4 separate regions of the Homo sapiens genome follow, and all the other regions are linked to region 4. The links are chromatin loops, found by intact Hi-C in ENCODE. Cell type or tissue: IMR-90. All regions are shown on one strand. Links, peaks and the distances in the headings refer to the core of each region. The heading gives the core; the rest is flanking DNA. Region 1 overlaps GMDS (GDP-mannose 4,6-dehydratase). Region 2 has its middle 190 kb from the start of LINC02521. Region 3 overlaps MYLK4 (myosin light chain kinase family member 4). Region 4 overlaps GMDS-DT (GMDS divergent transcript).

The links. A loop is a pair of places that touch in the nucleus more often than their neighbours do. Peaks named below come from ENCODE experiments on the same cell type or tissue, not always from the same donor. Only the 100,000 strongest peaks of a DNase experiment are listed, where the experiment ranks them.
Region 1: it touches region 4 in a loop (7-fold over the local background); 2 of 110 quality-filtered maps call a loop at or near these places.
Region 2: it touches region 4 in a loop (4-fold over the local background); 15 of 110 quality-filtered maps call a loop at or near these places.
Region 3: it touches region 4 in a loop (2.3-fold over the local background); 6 of 110 quality-filtered maps call a loop at or near these places.

The regions. Positions count from the first base shown.
Region 1 is chr6:1,684,577-1,690,116 of GRCh38, reverse strand. The region is part of intron 9 of GMDS (GDP-mannose 4,6-dehydratase); the gene reads left to right. Among named protein-coding and RNA genes, the nearest start is that of FOXC1, 77 kb to the right of the region's middle. In IMR-90, for the core only: a CTCF peak has its summit at 3,163; DNase peaks (open chromatin) are centred at 3,496 and 3,816; H3K27ac peaks cover 855 bases.
Region 2 is chr6:2,445,885-2,451,424 of GRCh38, reverse strand. No RefSeq gene overlaps it. Among named protein-coding and RNA genes, the nearest start is that of LINC02521, 190 kb to the left of the region's middle. In IMR-90, for the core only: a CTCF peak has its summit at 2,477 (motif pointing right); a DNase peak (open chromatin) is centred at 2,494; H3K4me3 peaks cover 347 bases.
Region 3 is chr6:2,693,160-2,698,699 of GRCh38, reverse strand. All of the region lies in intron 2 of MYLK4 (myosin light chain kinase family member 4), which reads left to right. Among named protein-coding and RNA genes, the nearest start is that of MYLK4, 55 kb to the left of the region's middle. In IMR-90, for the core only: a CTCF peak has its summit at 3,040 (motif pointing right); no DNase peak of the experiment used is centred there; H3K27me3 peaks cover 1,010 bases.
Region 4 is chr6:2,350,935-2,356,474 of GRCh38, reverse strand. All of the region lies in intron 4 of GMDS-DT (GMDS divergent transcript), which reads right to left. Among named protein-coding and RNA genes, the nearest start is that of GMDS-DT, 110 kb to the right of the region's middle. In IMR-90, for the core only: a CTCF peak has its summit at 2,395 (motif pointing right); DNase peaks (open chromatin) are centred at 2,424 and 4,254; H3K27ac peaks cover 1,073 bases.

The DNA of each region.
Region 1 (5,540 bases), core at 150-5,149, 670 kb after region 4:
ATTGTTATTCTTGAGACAAGGTCTTACTCTGTCTCCCAGGCTGGAGTGCAGTGATGCGATCTCGGTTCACTACAGCCTCTGCCTCCCGGGTTCAAGAGATTCTCCTGCCTTAGCCTCCCTAGTAGGTGGGATTACAGATGGGTACCCAGTTTTATTTTGATTAATAAAAGCAATCTTATTAATCAGTGGTCATGCTTTATGTTATCTACATATATTTCAACTTGTTTTCTATGCTGTTGTAAGCCAGTGTGAATACTCATTTATGATTAATCCAGGTATGCTCCTCTTGACCTAAGGAAATCACGCGTCTTCACTTTATTACAATTTTTCAGAAGACGTTTATGAGGTGATCATTTGCTAGACATTACAGTATATTAATCCTTTGCCAAGGTGACCGTTGAATTAGAATTGTAGACAATGTTGTTGGACAAAAATCCTGGGAAGATAAATAGTTGCAGGACAGAAAAGCAATAAGAAGGAGATTTGTGTGTCAGTGAGGGATGGGCTCAACCCTGAATTTTCAAGTTTACTTAGGGTTGCCAGGAACATATTTACTCCTAATATCCATTGTCTTATACCAGAAGATACAAATGTATCTGATTCAAAGAGGTGGTGTCATTTCTAACATTATATCTCTATTTCAGTTCCACACTGCTTGTTATTCAGGGGGAGTGTCCTACCTTGCTACATTGCTAGATGACATTACTCATGAGACAGATCATTCAAAGAATGAAAAGTTACTTTATAATGCTAGTGAAAGCTTTCAAGTATTCATTGTGAGGTAGGCCTACACTTGGGTAATTTTATGGGCTCTCTTGACTCATGTTTGCAGTATTGGGTGTGGAGCAGTCCGATGAAGAGGAAGAGAGAAGTGGTTGCAGAATCCTTCCCTAACTGTATTCTACCAAGTTTGAAGTATGGAATCCCACACAGGCCATTCCTCCTGCAACTCTACCATGGTTAAAAATATATATCTGACACAACCACAACCTCAGCTTGATTTAATAAAAATAACTTTGTGTCTGTCCATGTAAAAGGTCACTGGTGCTTATTATGGCCCAAAGGTTATCGTTTCAGAGCCTCATTTTTCAATGCAACCCTCATAGCAAGAACATGTTATAAGAAAGTAACCTCTACAGTAATGATCATCCACATCTGCATTCTCTAATGTCAGTTTTAAGTGATTTTTAGGGAAAATGGCTGATGTTGAAGTGCTATCATTTATTTCCCTTCCAAAACTTGCAGGAATATGTAGAGAGCTGACTTTAAAAAAATAAAATAAACTCACATTCCTCAAACAGATGCTGTCAATTGGAAAAGGCAGTACCCCCAAAATCTGCATATACCTCACAAGTGTTAGCTGGCTATCTTTATATAATAGCTACTGTATCCCATCTTGGTGCCTCTAATGAAGACCATTACAGAAATACGTTTAACATAAATTAAACTCTACATGGGAGTATTAAGTCCCCAGGCAAATTCTTTCTTTTTGGCTGGTATTTAAGATAAAGACCTCATGAGAGCTGCAGTGGATTTGTGACTCAATAGCTAAATATATGCTTTGAAGAGCGTGGAGAGGTTTCAGAGGAGAATCACGGAGAGGATGTAATGTAGAAACACACACAAACTTTAGAAGGTGGAGGGAACTGGAGTTGCTTGATTGCTGGAAGCAGATCCAAGTAGGAGGAAGAAAAAGAGGTAGACCAGCTTGTATTCCACACAGCACGCTCCACGTGCGTGACCATAGCAAGGTGCGGGGTTTCCACGAGCCGTCGTTCATCTGTGTAATGGGGGCAAATGCCCACACTTGAGAGTTTCTGAGACTGGTAGAGAAAATATGCTTGACACTTAGTAGGTGCTCAGCAAATGCTGGTATTCTTTTTGCTGAAACCCCAAAGCATCAGAGTCAACATTGACTCCCCTCCCTCTCTCACACCCCACAACTTATCCATCAGCGAACGGTTCACTCACTCTCCTTCGGAAATCAACCCAGAATCCAGCTGTGTCTCACCAGCCTCCCAAGCCCCGCTAAACAAAGCCGCCATCCTCTCTGCTGTGGATTTAAGAGCCTCACGGCCTCCATTCTTGCCCTCCTACAGCCCATTGTGAAGATAGTGGCACTTTTTACGTAAGTGAGACCACATTACCTCTCATTCAGAACCCACCTGTGGCTTTACAGCTCTCTCAGTGGAATTCCAGGTCCTTCCCGCAGCTTACAGTGTTCTCCATGACCTGCCCCGCCCCAACCTCACCCCGCTTAGCTCCTGCCCTCTTACCCCCATGCCCTCTCTCCAACCACACTGACCCTTCAGCTTCACCTTGGGGCACTGACACCTGCTCCTCCCCCAGAAAGTTAGAGGGCAGGACTGCTCCCCACACTCTTTCAGTCTCTGCATCAGAGAAGCCTCCGTGGCTTCTCTGAACCCCCCTCACGTTCTTCACCTGCCTCTTTGTGTCTCTCCTCCCGCTAGAATGGAAGCTGCATGGCTAAGGGCCCTGTCCATTGTGCTGGCAACTCTCTCCCTAGTGTCAAGGACGGTGCCTGGAACACAGGAGAAGGACGGTGCCTGGAACACAGGAGCTTGCTGATGGCCTGCTGAGTGGAGGAGTTAGTATTGGCCCTGGAATCCAATGGGAAGCGTTCTGGGCTGAAATTCAGAACACCTGGGGCCTGAATGCAGCTCCTGACCTTGATACCTACCACCTGTCTGATCTTAGGCAAGACCTTGACCTAGAACATTGGCCTCATCCTCCTCCCCTGGAGGTTGGAGGCCTGCGCCACTTCCAGGTCTGAAACCCAACCAGCCCGTGAAGTGCGGGAGAGTCTAGGTAGCAGGTGCTGTTCACGTCCTTCCTGATGTTCAAGCCTTGGGGGTGTTGCTGTAGTTGAACAGGAGCTCTTTCGTTTCTGTTATGGGAGTTTTTTGTCAGTGAGAAGGTTCGTGAACCTTGAAGGGGTTACTGATGTAGGTAAGGACATCTCTGGGGCCTGACAAACGGGGTGGCGCCTCTTGTCCTGGAAAATATTATAGTTGTGATTTTGCCTAAAACTGAGGATGGAGTTCCAGTCCTACTTGTGATTTTAAACATTTGTATCTTCCTTTAAGTAAATATTATTTGGGATGCAGGAAATGAAGTTTTGGAATATTTCAACAGATGGCGCTGCTGGTAGCTATTATCTGACTATAAAAATTAAATTTAATCCTTACTAATTTCAGTAATTTCATTTAAAAAAATTGTATTGCCTCCAAGGATAACACATTAGTTTGTTTAGTCCTTTATCTTACCAGTACCTCAGAGTGAATGGTTTTAACCCTTTTATAAAGCATTGCCAGCCCTGCAACCTGGGCAGCTCAATTTCAGAAGTTGCTGCGTTAATGTACTGTGCACTGTGACTCAGTGCTGTCATAGAAAATGTGCCAAAATGCTTTACTCAGAGGGAAAGATGGTTTGCATATAAGTACATTCCATTATGGCTTATGCCATAAATACAAGCCAACCCGGGGGGGATCTATTTAGATCCTTTAAATAGATGCAAATATTTTCTTAAATGGTTATACAAAGACAAATACTGTGACTAATCAGTGGACACAGAGAAAGATGCGTGCTTGCTAGAGTCTAAGGAGAAAATGTTTTGCAGAGAATGATGGCCAAAGTGTCAGAGATCCCAGTGACACTCACTCATCAGCTTCCCCCCACACCCTCTCCAACCATTTCCAGTTGGTCTTCCAGCAAGACCATTTTAATTATGTAGCCATGCACTTGCTTCTGGGTGTGGTTTCCCTGATTGCATACTTAAGTGCAGATTACAAATATTTGGCAGGATTCCTTCCTCTGTGGGAACCAGACAAGTCATAACACCAACTGAACGCTCTACACTGTTGTGCGGGAAAGAGGCCGCGTCATCTCGGGTTTCAGAGTGCAGAGCAGGAGAAACTGGCTTCAGTTCTGCTCCTCTCTCACAGCCACATGCCCCCAGCCAGCAAAGGGTCTGTAATGAGGGCTACAGACTTCGCTTCTTCTGCCACCACTGTAACCAGACCCACGGCCAAAAAGAACCAGCCAGAAAGCCCAATGTGGAGCGACTTCTTGTCTCAGAAAATGACTCCACGGCCTGTGCTTTATGGCATGATCACCCAGAATGCTAGAGAGAAATTAAGATTCGGGCATGCACGTCTATGCCAAAGGAAGACTTCACCAGGGGATATTCAGGAATTCACTGATAAGCTTAAGAAGATTTTTGCAATTGTTAGCTCTTAAAATCATTTTTAATTAGTGAAGCAGAGAAATGCTGAGTGAAACAGCCATACTTTTCCCCAACTTGATTGGGAAAATCTCCATCCTGTGCCCCTCCATTCCTTCCCATCCTTCCTCTTCACTCCGTTTTTCCTGGTAAATGTTATGGCCACGTTCTGAGCAACCAACCTCCCTGTGCTCTGTGCGGCCAGCTTGGAACTGCAGGTGGGGGAGGATGGACACCCATTTCCTGTCTCCCAATCTGGGAATCCATGGGCATAAATCTGCAAACGCTGGCATAGTCATTGTTGGCATGAATGGAGACGAGGAATATATTGTCAGCAGGCCTTTGAATTTCATTTTCAGATTAAACAGTTTTTTTTAATTAAAAAAAAACCCTTACTAAAGTCGCTTAGCAAACAAAGAGCTATACTGTTTGCATCATTGAAAACAGAAGAGCAATAGCAGTGCCAGATACTCCTCTATTACTTTGTTTGTTTGTTGTTTTTTGTTTTTGAGATGGAGTCTCGCTCTGTCACCCAGGCTGGAGTGCAGTGGCGTGATCTCGGCTCCGGCCTCAGCCTCCCAAGTAGCTTGGATTACAGGCATGTACCACCACACTGGGCTAATTTTTTTGCTGTTTATAGTAGAGACGGGGGTCTCACCATGTTGACCAGGCTGATCTCGAACTCTTGACCTCAAGTGATCTGCCCACCTCGGCCTCCCAAAGTGCTAGGATTACAGGCATGAGCCACCGCACTCAGCCTCCTCTATTACTTTTTAATTCAAGTGTCTCAAGGTGCTTTACAAGTGTTAATTAAGTCTACCTTTTTTTTAAGGTGGGTAAGTAGTTAAAAAAAAAGGGGGGGGAGAGAGGGAGCAGTTTTGTGTCATAGTATTTGAAGGAGAAAAGCAACACTTAAGCCTGACATCATTGTGGCTTCAGTGGCAGGCACAGGTTGATAATTCTAAATGGCAACTAACAGGAAGAGGATGAATAATTTACTGTGTATATTTACTTGGTGCCAGGTGCTGGACTCGGTTTAACCCCCAGCTTTAATGAGGTATAATTTATTTAAAATAAAAATCACCCACTAAGGGTGTACATTTGATGAGTTTTGGCCATATACAGTTGTGTAACCATCACCACAGCCAAGACAGGACCATCTCCAGCCCCAGCAAAAAGCTCGCTCCTCCTGCTTTGTAGTCAGTCCTGCCCCCAACACCGCCCCTTTTCTGGTCACTGTAAGTTTAGAATGTTGTGTAAATGGAATCCTTCAGTATGTGTCTTTTGTGCTGGCCTT
Region 2 (5,540 bases), core at 193-5,192, 95 kb before region 4:
TCCAAAATGATTCTTCACTGGCCAGTCCTGGTAATGTCTGTTCCTACAACCTACTTTGAAGATTCGATTTTGCACTCCAAGGGTCTCCAGAGAGGGTCCTCTCCTCATTCTGTGCTTGTGTGTTGGATGGGCCAAGGGAGGGAACTAACTTTTGATTCCATTTCCTCCGTTATCACGCCAGCTTCTTCAAACTGCCTCACTTGGGATTTCAGTCAAAACCACAAAAATAAACTATATTTTCTAATTTTTCATTTTCTGAATATTACATTTTTATGTGGATAGCAATACCAGTGATTGTGTCCCTATATTTCCCTGAACGGTCTAGAGGTCATTCTAATAACATATGAAGTGTATTTCAAAGAGTCCCCACATCAGAGCAGCTTAACAATAGTGGATTGTCAGCATGAATTCCTGCTATATAAGATTTCCAAATGCATCTCAGAGTCTCTGGCTAACACCAGTTTGTGCCCCTTCGTGCTAATATGGAAACTACAATCAACTGAACATTTTTTTTTTTTTTGTAAATGAGTATGTGTTGGAGATTTTTTTTTTACTGCATAATAAAAGCAACATAAAATGAATTTGCTCCAGTGCTTCTTCACACTTCAAAACTCCATGCCCCACCTGCTTGTGCTATTCTTTACTTGGCACCCTGCCCGGACTGTAACTAGGTTATCAGCCGGGTGATGGCAGGAGCCTCCAGCCTGTGCGCTTCAGTCGAGCCCGGGTGTCCCACGGAGGTCCGCGCGGCGCTGATGGAGACCGGGATCAGTTTGCACCCCAAGGGGACTTGGCCACTCTGGATATTGCTTTTATAGACTCCGGTTGTTTCTGACTCTATGTTTTTTATTACATTCCTTTGCAATTCTAGCAGCTGTTTTTGTCAAGAGTCTTAATAAAGTTTGAACTGCTAAACGAACTTTATGGAAATTGGTCACAGAAGAAGTCTATGCGGCACCTTTCAGAAAACCAGAGGTTACGTTGCCCCTGGGCTACCTCCGCAGTAACAGTAGTGACAAACAAACCTAACAGCGTGGGTGAAGGATGATGGTTTGGCAACCAATTTCTGACTCGATTTCTGAGAGACTACCATCCACACACACACTTAGTTTCTTTAGATCTATTTACCACAATTTATTAGAAACATTTGGCTGCATGGCTCAAATGGTGAAGTTGCTCTAAGGACCTTTAAAGAGAGTCAACTCATGTTTGGTGTTTTGTTTTGCTTTGGTTTTATTTCATGTTGCTTTTCAATTTTATAAACCTAAGACTCGGAATAATTGAACTTAGAAACTTTCTATGAAAGAAAAATAAAGTGTCTGAGATACTCTTAGTTTCTCTCTCATTGCTTAATTATACTAAAATGTTGGTCAATTTTGTTATGCATATTAATTTGGCCATGAGGTTAACTTGATTTGATGGCATCTCTAGGAGCCAGTGAAAAACTCAAACCCCATTTTAGACTTGCCTTGGGTATACTGGTTTACCATCCACTTCACATACCGATGTTATGGAAGAATAATTCATCAACAGACCAAAACTAACCATTCATCAGTTTGGGGTGTGACTTCATCCATTTCCATGAATAAAACAGACCCTAAAAGCAATAAAGCAAACTGTTTCATAGCCTTAGTCCGGCAGCTGGATGCCCTCCATCCTGGATAGTCCTGGATTATAATGGGTCCTTTATGAAACATCTCTTTGAAAAATTGGTGTTGCCACCAAACAGAGTTAGTTATTAGCAACACTGCAGCTAGTTGAACTAAAATATTTCTATATAGATGACCCAGTGACTCACCTCAGACTTATGAGGTGTAAAATGCAGAGGTCAGGTTAGATGGTCTTTAAAGATCCTCACACCTCTAACACTGGGGCTTTCTAGGACACAGTGAGAATTCTAGGATGAGAGAAGATAGCCAAAGCGGCGGAGTCGCACTAGGTGGAAGGCACTGGTAACAGAGTGCTTTCACTGCGGAATAAGCAGACACTTCCCCTGTTCCAGGTGGGCTGCGGCGAAAAGCAGGTGACGCCCGGGTGCAGCTGGGTCAAGCTCCAAAGCAAACCAACCTTCACAGAGCCAGTGGCTCCAGGGTCAGCACTCACATCCAGCTTCCTCTCCAGACTGCTGAGAAGTGCATCTGAGTTCAATTTGCTTTTGTCTGTCAGAATCTATTCCAACAAAAAGGAGAGGGAAAACGTAATCATGGTGAAGGACCCCACATCCTCTGCGATGACGTCACAGCGAAACACTCACTCGAGATGATTTACAGCTCCGTTCTCAGTTCCCAGCACCGAGAGTCAGTGGACACTTCTTTATATTGTTCTTGCTACTTTAAAAAATGGCCCGATTCCAATCACTTACTTATGTTCTGATACCCTAACGCCTGTGCTTCGAACGGCAACCGAATCTGCTGCTCATTACGATGACCTTCTTCACTTCCTCCTGTCCACATCACAAAAGCACACTTTCCTTTAGCGACCAGTGGAGGGTGCTGTTGTATTTGGTGTGTTTCCACCTTCCCTCCTCTCAGGACAGTTTTTGTTTTTTTTTTTCCCTAAGGGAAAAGGGCTCTTTCCCATAGTAATGTGAACATGATGTATGATAATGAAAACAATAACTACATCAACATATTTTCCCCAGAAGTTGTTTTTTTTTTTTTTTCAGAGCATGAATGTAGGGCTCTTAGCTATAATACACTAAGATAAATGAATGGACTTTAGAGAAGTGTGGAAGGTATTGAAAAATGCTTTCAAGATGGACATGGGCTTCGCAGACCTTGTAATTTAATGATTTTGACTACTGGATATTAGGAGTTTCATTACATGTCATCGTTCAATAGTTTAAAGATAATATAACAGCAATAAAACGTAGCAAACAGCAAGAATAACATCTGGCCACAATCAGCCCACTGTCATAAAATAGACTCCCTGACTGCCTTTCACAGGGCATGAACCTGGCAAGAATGAATGATAGAAAGACACACTTTCAGACCGAGTTGTGACAGCTGAATATTATTTCCAACCACTACACTCAAGATCTGTGCTAGGCATTGCTCCATTCCCTCCCTGAAGCCTGAACTCAAAACACTCAATTTTGTTCTTGCCTTTTCCTTTCCCACAGTAAACTTCTGCTTCTACGTGACAATATCTTTTTTATAGTTTCTTGCTAATTGGATTTTGCTCTGTACCACACAGGTAACCTAATAAATCGATTTAAGAAGCACAGCAAGCTTATAGCATGCTCCAAAAGAATCTAGAACAACAAGTAAGGAAACCTGGCTTTAGTTCAAGCACTTTCATGAATCCCTAGGAGGGCTGCCAGATAAAACACAAGACATATAGTTAAATTGGAATTTTAGATAAACAACAAATAACTTTTTAGTATAAGTATGTCCCAGATGATATTTGGGATATATCTATGCTTAAACCTGTCTGTTGTTTATCTGAAATTTAAATTTAATGGGGCTTCCAGTAATTTTATTCGCTGAATCTGTCAACCCTAACCATCAAGGACAGCCAAACTTGGAATGACTGCACTATGCTGTCTACAGAATTTCAAGTTTAAAATCTTATTTGTCTATCTTGCATGAAAATATTTTTTAAAGACTGAATTTACATTCATTTAAAAATGTGACTGCTTTATAGCTTTTGAAGAAGATAAAGGTTTCCTTTCTCTCTTAGCCTAAAGAGCTTTCTGCTGCCAAAAGCCAGATGGAGATAATTTGGCTGATTTATTATTCTGATTGATGGAAAACTCAGCTTAGGAAATGAGGTTTTTGTAAAGCAAGGCTGACAGATAACAACAGGATTCAGCCCAAGTTACACCAAACGAGTCAAAGACTTAGCTGCTTTTCTGCCAAACCCAGGTAGAAACCAAGGGGCTGGAACAACGGCCCGCCCAATGTCATCTCTGGTGTGGCATCTGTCACTCATTAACTTTGCTTCCATCTTGGTCACCTGAGCAGAATACCCAGCTCTAGCTGCTGCCTGGGTTTTTTTTCCCCGGGAACAACCAAGCAGGTATTTTGGAATGCTCAGCAAATAGTGGTGCCTACACAAGAAAGAGAGAATAAGCCAGGGTCCCCAGCAGCCAAGTAAGTTAGGCATGTAGGGATGCCCCACTGGCTTTCGGACAATCAGTGAAGCTGGAATCCATGACGCTTCCTCAGCTGCCGGTGTCACTGCTCCCTTAGGAGCTGAACTGAACCGTGCAGATGTGGAGAAAAGGGAACCTTTGCATACCGTTGGTGGGAACGTAAACTAATACAGGTATTCTGGAAACCAGTATGGAGGGTCCTTAAAAAACTAACAATAGAACTACCACACAATCCAGCAATCCCACTTTGGGGTATATGCTCAAAGGATTTGAAGTCAGTACGTTAAAGGAATGTCTTCACCCCCATGTTCATTGCAGCACTATTCGCAATAGCCAAGATATGGAGTCAACCTAAGTGTCCAGCAATGGATGAACAAATAAAGAAAATGTGGTGTATATATTCACAGTGGAACACCACTCAGACTTTAAAAAGAAGGAAATGCTTTCATTTTTGACAACATGGATTGACCTGGAGGACATTATGGTAAGTAAATTAAGCCAGGCACAGAGAGGCAGATACCATGTGATCTCACTTATATGTGGAATCCAAAACACGCAAACACATAGAATTAGAAAGTGGAATAGTGGTTACCAAGGGCAGGACAGTGGATGGACTGGGGAGATGCTGGTCAAAGGGTGCAAAATTTCAGTTAGGAGAAATACATTTTTGTGATCTACTGCAGAGCATGATGACTATAGTTAATAATAATGTATTATGTATTTCAAAATGGCCAAGAGTAAATTTAAAGCGTTCTCACCATAAAAAATAAGTATATGAGGTGATGGATCTGTTAACTGGCTTGATTTAATCATTCTACAGGGTATACCTATATCACAGCATCATGGTGTACCCCATAAGTATATAAAATTTAATTTGTCAATTAAAAATTAAAAATAAATTTTAAAACTTAATAAATGAAAAAAGTCACTGAAAAGTAAAAGAAAAATAACATTTTTTCTAGGTGCAAAACAGTTTTTTTGGAGATGAGGTCTCACTCTGACACCTAGGCTGGAGTACAGTGGTGCTCACTGCAGCTTCAAACTCCCAGGCTCAAGCAATCCTCTCCCCTTAGCCTCCCAAGTAGCTGAGACTAAAGGTGTGTGCCACCATACCTGACTAATTTTTAAAATTTTTTGTAGAGTTGGAGTTTCGCCATGTTGCCCAGGCTGGTTTGGAACTCTTGGGCTTAAGTGATCCACCCACCTTGGCCTCCCAAAGTGCTGGGATTACAGGTGTGAGCCACCATTCCCAGCCAGATGCAAAACAATTTTTAATTAAAAAAAATTGTAGATTTTTCTTAAAAAAAAAAAAGAAAGAGAAAGGAAGAAAGAAAGAAAGAAAGAAAGAAAGAAAGAAAGAAAGAAAGAAAGAAAACTCAATGTAACACCAGAGAGTAGCCCAAGGACTGAGCAGAGGAAAGCCTACTGCCACTGCCATTAGCAC
Region 3 (5,540 bases), core at 193-5,192, 340 kb before region 4:
ATTCATCTCTTTGTATTCTTGTAGGATTTATTTATTGTTCTCTCCCCCATTAGGAATCTAATCCAAGTTTAATAAAGTCATTATAAATTGTTATACTTTTGTTTAGATATTTCTAGAACTTAGGTAAAATGGCCAAAAATTGTTCATCTTGGCATTTCCACAAACAGTAATATGCAAAACTGTTATTCAGGGTACATGACCCAGCGTCCTCTGCTAGCAAGAAAAGACTCTGCGGAGCCCAGGACTGGTCAGATTTATTCCATTAGGCTATTCCTTTTTCACACTGAACTTTTAGAATTTAAATACACTTCCGAGTTTTCTTATCCTGATAACCCCCTTGTTGTAGAAAGGCCATGTGGGTGATACGTTCAGAGCTGAGGAGGTTTGAAAAGACCAACACTTGAGCCTGGCAGTAGAGGACAGAGCTGTAGGACAGGGTGGCCGACCTCTAACATCTACCTGCCACCATCAGAGTCCAGGCTGTGGGTCACAGCTACAAATTATTACAAATATTTGTTCTCCTCCATTCTTCTATCTGGCCTGTTTGCAACAGTTTTAAAAAGAACCAGGAATTCTCTATATGTTATGTTATGAACACAATTTTCTGCAGCAACTGTAATCCCAAAATGCATGGCCGTTGATATTGCTGGCCATCGGCTATGTAAATTCAGGGCTGTGGATATGAGCCACCGTGGCAGGGATGCATCTGAGATGGCCCCCAGGGCAGCCTGGCTTTTCAGGGGTGCAGCCTGATGACAGAGTGTTCTCACAGTGAACGTGCCATTCCAGAAAGCACTGTTTTCTTCATCACGCATTGCTTCACCAAGCACTTCAGAACTTTACCCTCTGTTCGGTGCTGGGGAAACGAAGGGGAAGAGAAGGGTCCGTATGCCAGCGGGCAGACAGACACATTGAGAACGCTGCAGTAACACGGAAAACGATGGTGGCATTGTTGAGGTCCAGAGGAGCAGCCCTTATCTCAGCCTTTATGTTCTTTCAAGGACAAATCCGTTTTACCATTGATTTTTTAAATGATTTTTATTGAATGGGAATGAAAGAAGGATTAGACGATGTTGTTCAGTTGAATGAATTTCCCTTTCAGCTATTCCGCCACTCTCAGGAAAAGTAGGGTTTTGATGTAGTACTGGGACAGGTCTGTGACGCAGGGCGAGAGCGCACTCATGCCCAGGTAGCCGGCACACGCCTGTGGACCGATGCCGCCCTGCTGTTCAAATCTGGATCCTATGGCAGTAAATGTAATGGTTAACGGAGAAAAGAGGATAAAGTGCTGACTTGAAATTGCTTAAATAATCAAAACTGGCACGCAAGCGATGAATACTGAACTCTTAAAAGCAGTACTTTGCAGAAGGAGAAAAAGAGTTTGCAAGAATTGAGCTGATAGTTCTAATTATGTTCTTGCACTCAAACCGACTAATTAGAATGATCCTGCTCCAAAACACACTTCAGAAAATCAGAGTGTGAAGCACGGTGTTATCTACAATTGTCTCCAAATTATTTTGATTTTGTGCTGCCATCAGTAAAATATTTTAAAGCACTCCGCGATATATTTATTTATAATTATATACATTGATAACCACTACATGCATTTTATTTTATTTTATTTCATTTTATTTTATTTTTGAGACGGAGTCTCTCTCTGTTGCCAAGGCTGGAGTGCAGTGGCGTAATCTTGACTCACGGCAACCTCCGCCTCCAGGGTTCAAGCAATTCTCTTGCCTCAGCCTCCTGATAGCTGGGACTACAGGTGTGCACCACCAGGCCCAGCTAATTTTTGTATTTTTAGTAGAGATGGAGTTTCACTATGTTGGCCGGGCTGGTCTCAAACTCCTGACCACATGATCTGCCCACCTCGGCCTCCCAAAGTGTTGAGATTACAGGTGTGAGCCACTGCGCCTGGCTGCACTTTTATTTTTATAAATAACATTTAATATGTCAGAGATACTTTTATATGTGTCCAATTGTATCAATATATTTTTAAAAACATATGTAAAATATAAATGTTAAAAGAATGGTGTCTTAGCTTGGGCTGCTATAGCAAATTATTCTGGACTGGGTGGTTTAAACAACAAACATTTATTTCTCACAGTTCTGGGGGCTGAGAAGTCCCAAATCAGGCTGCTGGCAGATCCAGGGCCTGGCGAGGGCCCCGTTACTAGTGTGTAGTGGGCTTCTCCCCATAAAGAGTGAGCAAACTTTCATTTTGGTTCTTATAAGGGCACTAATCCCATTCATGAGGACTCTCCAATCATGACCTAGTCACCTTCGAAGGCCCTACCTTTTAATAGCATCACCATGAGGGTTAGGATTTTAATATATGAATTTGTGTGCGTATATCGTCGGGGGGGATACATTCAATCCATAAGGAATGGAATAAATTGAAATGAGTTCTAGCATGTCCTTGATACCCTCCAAAGGACTACTATGGACACTCCCTGGGTACGTATATCCCACTTACGAGACCAGTCTAGGAAGCCAGACAGAGTGGAGAGAGCTAAGCTGTGTTTTGAATACTTGGACATCTGGACCACTTAGCCTTTCTTCCCTGTGTCATTCTACATCCACTGATAAATTATTATAAAAGGAATTGGTAAATAGTTCCAAAGAAATCCATATGCAAATATAGAAATATTTTTAAGTGAATTTGCATGAAAGAGGTCCTTAGGTTCATCCCAGCCATCGATGTGAATTCAGCAGAGGAATATAGTCACTGACATGGTTTTCATCCCATTAACTGGGGATGGTCAGGATTGGGTCAGAAACTTAATGCTTAAGAGCACTGGTCCTGTGCTCTTTAATCGGTAGAAGACATGTTTCATTTTTGGACAATAAACAAGGTGTATCTACAAACTTGAGCTTTCTATTTTAGCAACTTCTAGGCATAACTTAGAAATACAAAGTAAAAATGTTTCATATTTTTGGTTGCAGTCCTGAAAAGAAAAGGAGAAATACAGCGTCTGTCCTGGAAAGGACAGGAGAATACAACTTCTGTTTGTTGGAAACTCTTCGGTTCAAAGTTCCTCTAGATGTCAGTATTACATAGGGAAATGAAACTATAACAGCCTTTGGCAATGAATAAAGGCCTTCTTACATTATTTAAATGGAAAAACATATGTGATATATAATTACTAAAGAAAAAAGCAACCTCTCTTGGAAGCTGGCTTCTTATATTCCTCAATACTGACAGCTTCTCCTGTTGGTCAAGTCCAACTCCGAACCCAAAGAATATTGGGTTAGCATGTGGACTTTTCCACCTGATACTCAGATGGCCTCAGGGGCAAACGTGGATCTATCAGTGCTCCATGGAGTCTTACAGCCAGCTGCTCAATTTTATATACTTTTATGAGTAGAAATTGACTGATACATACCAGTTTTCATTATTAAATCCACGTATGCTTATATCATTGCATTCATGCCACACAGAATAAACCCAGAAGCACAATGTCTATTGATACACCAGAAGTTTTCATTTCAAAAGGGAAGAACTGAAAGACAGTTATAAAACACCTTAAACACAATTTGTTAAACTGTCTTATTCGACTAATTTGGATATATGCTTTCAAAATTGGACTTAAATTCTCTCCTTTTTTTGCTTCTCTTCCATGTTAATTGTAATCTTTCGACAAATATTTATCTCTTCACTCTGCTAATTTGTTTTTGATTTATGACCTTCTCTCTTAATCATTTTTCTTATCTCCTGTGGTGCCAACTATGTAGTAGATCTCAATAAATAGGAATCATGTAACTTGGCTATAGTCTTTCTATCTTTTTTTTTCCCCAGAAAGACAGTATAGGGTGGTAGTTAGGTGCACTGGCTGAAGTAGACAGCTGGGTCAGAATCCTAGCTCTACCATTTCTAAACTTTATAACCTTGGGAAATTACCCAACTTCATTTGTACGATGGGGCTAATAGTATCTATCTTAAAGGGCTGTTAGCAGGAGCAACCAGTTAAACAAAGTGCTTAGAAGAGTGGTACATAATGTGTGTGCACAATACATGGTAGCTGTCACCACTACCACCATCATCACCATGACCGTCACCATCACCACTACAACCGCCATCACCACTACAATCATCACCACCACCACCACCACCACCACCAGCAGCACTACCACTACCACCACGACTACCACCACAACCAACACTACTACCACCACCACCACCACCGCCACCACCACCACCACCACCATGACCACTACCATCATCATCATCATCATCACTACGTACTGGTCTCTGAAGTAATCACCAGGGAGTCAAAGATGAACCAGTCTTTTTGCCCACTGGAAGTCCACAGTCTAGTGGGAAATTGACAGGAAAAAAGGCTTAAAGTGTTATAAGGGACACCAGGGGTGGGGATATGTGCTGAGTTCTGTGCAAGCACAGAGGAGGGAGCAATCAGCTTTGTTTGAAGAGGCGGCAGCCCATTGTCCCTGCAGAGGGAAAAGTAGGCAAGTGCCGTCTCTGGACTTTCACTTAAAGAGAAACTCTGAAGCTCTCACTTCCAGCCTTGGCTTTCCACAGATTTACTAAACATGCCTTTATGTTTTAAGTTCACCATCTAAAAAACGGAAATACTCTGAATCCATGGAGCTGCCCCCTGCATTGTGTAAAAGCACATTTGCAGCCGGACATGTTGGCTCACACCTGTAATCCCAGCACTTTGGGAGGCCGGGGCAGGCGGATCAACTGAGGTCAGGAGTCCAAGACCAGTCTGGCAAATGTGGCAAAACCCCGTCTCTACTGAAAATACAAAAAATTAGCCAGGCATGGTGGTACATGCCTGTAGTCCCAGCTACTCAGGAGGCTGAGGCAGGAGAATCGCCTGAACCCGGGAGTTGGAGGTTGCAGTGAGCTGAGATTGCGCCATTGCACTCCAGCCTGGGCAACAAGAGCGAAACTCCATCTCAAAAAAAAAAAAAAAAAAGCACATTTGCAATTTGTCTTGATATCTGTGCTCTGAACTTACATGGTGTTTCATGCTTGCAAATCAGCTGAAGGCAGATTATGTTGTGTTTCAAAGGGGAAATAAATACTTTTTTTGGACATCCACACAATGTCATTAATTTATAATGCAAAACTTTAGAAGTTGTGATAATTTGGGTGGATTGGGCTAATGTTTCCCTTTTATATGGGGTACATTAGCTAACGGTTTGCTCAACTAATTCAGATACTCCAGGACTGTGAGAAGAATGTTTATCCACTTAGGAAAAGGGCCATCTGTTCTAAGCACTGTAAAGGTTCCATTTATAAAGCTGACTTTCATCTCCTACTCTCTGGTTTACAGAGCCCATTCACATGTATCCTCTCATTTCTATTTGATTTATATGTCAACCATATCAAGACAACTTACACAGAGGTCAAGGGTGATGCACACATTATTAACATCCTTTCATCTATTCATGAAGATGGGCTTTTTCCCATAATGACAGTTTTACAGAATTTCTTTGAAAATAGTGAGCTCATTTCAGATACTGTAGTCTATACAGGCTTTCATTAATTCAGACTGTTCTGCCCTCTACAT
Region 4 (5,540 bases), core at 268-5,267:
ATTAGTCTTTATTATTAAAGTACATTTTTTTCACAGGAAGAAAGACTTCCTGTATATGTCTAAACGGTTGATGTAAAAGTGCAGCTGGCCATACATAGGCTAATCCACATTAATTTAATATTAAAATACAGTATGCCAGCTCTTTCTAAATTTGCTCCAGAGCAATAGATGTCTTGGGAGTCCATATTAATGAAACATTATGTTGCTCTAAGCAAAAAGGAGCCCTGCGGAACAGCCCTGAAAAGAAGAAAAAGACCAGGAAACTTCACAGGCTGCTCTGCTCAAAAAGAAGATTAAAAATACCCACTAGAAGAATTAGGAAACAAATACAAGAGCACCTTTTTCTTTAATTTCTCCACTTTCCTCTTTCCACATATGATTTAACACAAGTTTTGCCATAATAGGCTGTCCTTAATAAAGACAACACAGAATGAATTAATAAGTGAATGAATGAATAAAAAACAAATGATTGGATAGAATGGTTCATCATTTGGGATCAATATGTCTATGAAGGATAGTAATGAAAGTATAAGTAGTTGTCAACAGTTTCCCTCTTCTTTCTCACTCAGCAGCAGCCACATGTTCTCACTGTCCTTAAGCAGATCTAGTAGTTGCGTGGAGTGCTAAAGTCTAACTGTGAACTCATCTTTTAATGAAGACGCTAATTTTTAAATCACATGGATGCTATTGATTTGTTTGGCATATCTCATGCATCAATACATATAACATGCATCATCACATACTATAAATTTTTTAAATGTATAGACCCAAAAGATTGTTTTAAGACATAGTAGACCCAAAGTGGAACAATGAATGTGTGAACAACAGTCAAGAAAAAAGTTTAGTTAGTGCTTCATGAGAATACTCATTCAATTAGGAAGTACACCCACTGCTTACTCTAACGTACGTCCTCGTCCTAACTCAGAAACACATTTTGATACTGAGATGACTTCCTTGGCTACACAGGGCCTCCATTTCCCCCCAAAAAGAGGGTTGGATCAGGTGGTGGTTATGGCGTCTCCCAGTTCAAAAAGCCAACAGCATCATTTCAGCGAGGAGTAGTTTAAACTAATGTTTAAAGTATTACAAGTGCCAAGCACTCCAAATAGACTTTAACCACTAAGTAAGAAACCCTGGGCTATTCTCCAAGAGTCTTAAAACTTGCTTAGAGTCCAAGAAGACGGAATTGCTGAAAATAAGTTGTGTTGCCTTAAGAATAGGAACCAAAATATGGTTTTAACCAAAATATTTGATTTGTGTGTTAATACAGACACACTTTTTGTTCTCTGTCCCAGCTTTTAATATTACAAGTCATTTTAAAGTCTAAAACTACGATCAATGGGTTTTTAATGTCATATTTCTCTTAGATTGTTGCTGTTGTTGTTGTTGCTCGGGGTTTTTAATTTCATTTTTCACTAGAAATCTTAGAAATCTGTCAAAGAATAAAGTATGTCTTTGGGCATATATACTATACTTCAAGTTACATGCATTGGAAATTTTACATATGGTATTATCATTGCTTTCAGATTTAGATATTTCAGCTAACACACACGTAGACTTCCCTAAATCAATCCTACCCCTCCACTACCACCTCCACCACTGCTTTTCAAAGGATTTAGCCCATTACACAAATGTTGCTTATATGTATTTCTTCCAGGCAGCTCCCATTGTCTGCAAGTACTCTCTTCAAAAACAAATTCAAAAGTAAAGTTAAATGCAGTCATATTACAGAGATAGCAGCAACAATATTTGGTTAACATAACTTCCCAAAATGTAATGTGTGGTTCGAATAAATTTGTTGGGAAGTGAATGTTTGCAGTAGAAGAGTATAAGCAGATATAAACATCAGAACCTTTACGATTAAATCAACAGAACGCCATTGAAATGTTCTATATCAATGAAGAATGGCTTTAAAGTACAATGCTTTAGTAAACACAGACCCTCACTTTAATCAGTAATTTTAAACTTCCCTTTCACCAAACATTTCACGAATGCCTGCCAGCATGAGATATAATCGGTTAATGTAAGGTTCACCCTCTTCTCCTTTGTCTCCACTATACACATATTTTGAAAATGGAAAGACAAAAAAATGGAAACCAGGGTATTTACAAACGTAATTATTAGCACCACAAAGATCCATAATTCCCATTATTTTATACGTATATTGGAAATGGTTTGTAGCTGCATATGATACCAATACGTATTCACTCCTATCAAAAGATAACAGTCACACCTAAAGGCACATTTCTGTGAAAGCCATTTCACAAAACAGGAAAAAAACTGAATTTTGAAATGATAGAGCTTTGCGTCCTTCTGCCAGGTGTTTTATTTTTATCACATAGTTTCTGTAAGAGAAATTTAGGCACAAATAGTCTTTCTCAATTAGGCCAGCTGGTGGCGGTGTTGACTGCATACCAGAACAGCCTAAACCTGGCAAGAGCTTCTCATTGTTTCAGAAGAGTATTTCCCAAGAAATACAAATGAGTTCATCTTATCTGTGTTTTGAAACTTTCAAAGATATTATTCCCTCATATCAGCGACTACTGTGAACTCCCTTTGTAAAGCCTGATGATCCGTCTATTTCTCTTGGCTCTGTGTACAGCATTCAAGAGACAGGACGTGTTTCATTTCCAAGGCTTAGTTAATCGATGGATATACATTTTATCTGTTCACAGCTAGCACCACTGTTTACCTTGCCCATGACAGGGCTTTGAAACTACATGGGAATTTTCCTATAAGCAGAAGAAAGGGCAACATCTGCATGAGAGAAACACAAGTTTATATTCGGAGTTAGAAACATTAAAATCGTCCAGGCCGCTGTCAGATTAATGTGTATACAGACCCACTCTGGGTATGCAAATCAGGATCTTCCCACGAACTTCTCTTTAATTGTGCTTTTACTTGATATGTCCTTATCTGTGTGTGTGTGTGTAATCTGCCTACTTAATGGAACAATCTCTGACACCAGGGCTTTGAATCATGCCAACAAGATAAACTGAAACCGATCATATTGTCAAAGAGGCATTTATAAATGTAAATACTTCTGTATAATCTGAATAAAATTTTCTCTTTCTTTATTACCAAAGTTCTCAGGTTTACTTACATGCTCCTCTCCTCTCCATATGCATTGCTGAGTTAGTTGTTCATTCCTTTTCTGTAGAATAGAGTTGGCAAATTTTTCTTAAAAGATCAGATCATAAATATTTCAGGCTTTGGGGACCAAGAGGTAAAGTCGAGACTATTACGTGGGCACCTACATAACCACTTAAAAACGTAAAAGCCATTCTTAACTCAAGAGTAGTACCAGATGCAGAGGAAGGACAGATTTGGCCTTGCAGGCCAAAGTTTGCCAATCATCTTCTAGAGAATAAATTCTATCATGGGATGTATGTATATTTTTCCAGTAAAATCCACAAAGACTGGCAGAAAAAAAGACTCTAGCCTGTATATGATGTTAAAATTTTTCTAGTTAAAAATTTTCCAATTTAAAGCTACATATTAGAATTTGATACTAATCATTTATACTTTTTAAAAATGCATACTATTATCACTAAGAAATAAAAATCCTGGACCTGAGATCAGAAAATTTGGCCCAAGAGACACTCATAATGCTGCACAATGGGCTGTGTGTGGCGACAGGGGCAAGAGAAGACAACCAGAAACACCCCCAAATAAATAACCATAATGCTGTGCACAACATACCAAGCACAGCAGGCAATTTTCAGTAACCACCTTATAGCGTGTTTTAAAACTTAGTGTTGACAACACAACATTTTTTTCTTCTTATCGTTAAACATTTTTAGTTTTATTTGTTTTAACTGACTAATAACAATTATACATATTCATGGAGTTCATAATGATGTTTCAATACATATAAAGTGAGTGATCAGATCAGGGTAATCAGCATTTCCATCATCTCAAACATTTATCATTTCTTTGTGTTGGGGACATTTCATAGGCACCAATACCTTAAATTTTAAATTTAGAATTTATATATTTTTGACAATTATTAGCACTGTAGGTTTTCAAGAAAAGATCCCCCTTCTTGCAGACTTGGGACTGTGCAGGGAGCGCTCCGGAGGCCAGGACAAAGGGTATCAGCGATGGGCTGGTGTTGATGTCTCTTCCCTGGAGATCTGAGAGAATGAGGAACTAATCTGTTGAACTAACTTAGAATGAATCATGAGTTTTGGGTTCACACTTTGTTTTTTTTTTTCCTTTCACCAGCAGCATAGGGTATTTTGCAAACTAGATTAGCTAGTAGAAAAGGAATGGCATGAAATAACAGACTCACTCAATAATTATTTGACTTTGCAATATGGTCAAAAATATTCTCAGAAGCTTACTTTTTGAAAATGAAGAAAAGAAACTTGATATGCCTGCATGCTGGGCCCTGACTTAGAGCTAATAGGGACCTTCAATATCATCCAGTTCAGCCCTCTTAGTTCACAGGTGAGTAAATGACAGCCCAGAGCACTTGAGTGGCTTGCCCAAGGCCACACAGCAAGGAACTAGCTATTCCAGGCTGATGCGTAATCAATCTACTTAACAGCAAACTTTCTAGCTCCAGGGACAGAACCAAAAGCAAGTTATTTTTCTTGAAATGAATGGGTCTTTACTTAGACTCACAAGGTAAGAGTAAAATATGAGCTATTTTGAATGCTTTCCAGCATTGTCCAGAAACCCAATAAAAATGGGAATTAAGGGATACAACTCTCACTACTACTCCAGATAGGATAGGTGCAAGCTGTGGAGAGCCGGGGGTTCGGGGGGAAGTGGGAGGTGGGTGGGGGTTTGAGAGCTGGCCTGCAGATGCCCAGGAACCTGAACCCTGCCTCCTCCAGTGGTCACCAGCCACACTGTGTCTGAGGGTCTCCAATGCTGGCAGAGACCTGCAGCCTCTGTCATCGCCTCAGACTGTACCATTCAGCAGCCACCGGGCCCTCCCTTTTGTGGAATCAAAGGGAAGCATCAGGAGAGACCAGGCATCTCAAAGCTGGGCTCTCCAAACATCACGAGATCAACTCCTTAAACATAGGAAGCCAAGCCTCTCGCCCTTCACATTTAAACATCTCAAACTGCTGCGTTCTAATCAAGTCAAGCAGCCAATGTTGTTTTTAACATTTAGAGTCTCTACTTTATGGGACACTGTGATCCATACAATAAATTTTTATCACAAGCTGGCATTTGCTCAACAGGTTCCTGGCTACTGAAGTGGATTACCCTTGGGCCCTCTATCAAGATGGCTTCATGTCTGGATTCCAGGTGACTTGGATAGTTTTCACTCTACTAAACCACACTACCTATAACGCACCTGATCTCCCTTGAGTGTCAGAGTTGGACATCCTGCCCTGTAGCACCATAACGACAAGAGAACCCAATCTTGTAGAGTCAGTGTGATGGTCTGGGGACATAGGAAATGCCTCTTTCTACACAGAAGGAAGATTATATTACGTAGTCCTGGTGAGTTTTTTCCCCATAATTGTCATCCAACATAAACGTCAGTCTCCATACATACGGCCAACAAACACGTGAAGAAA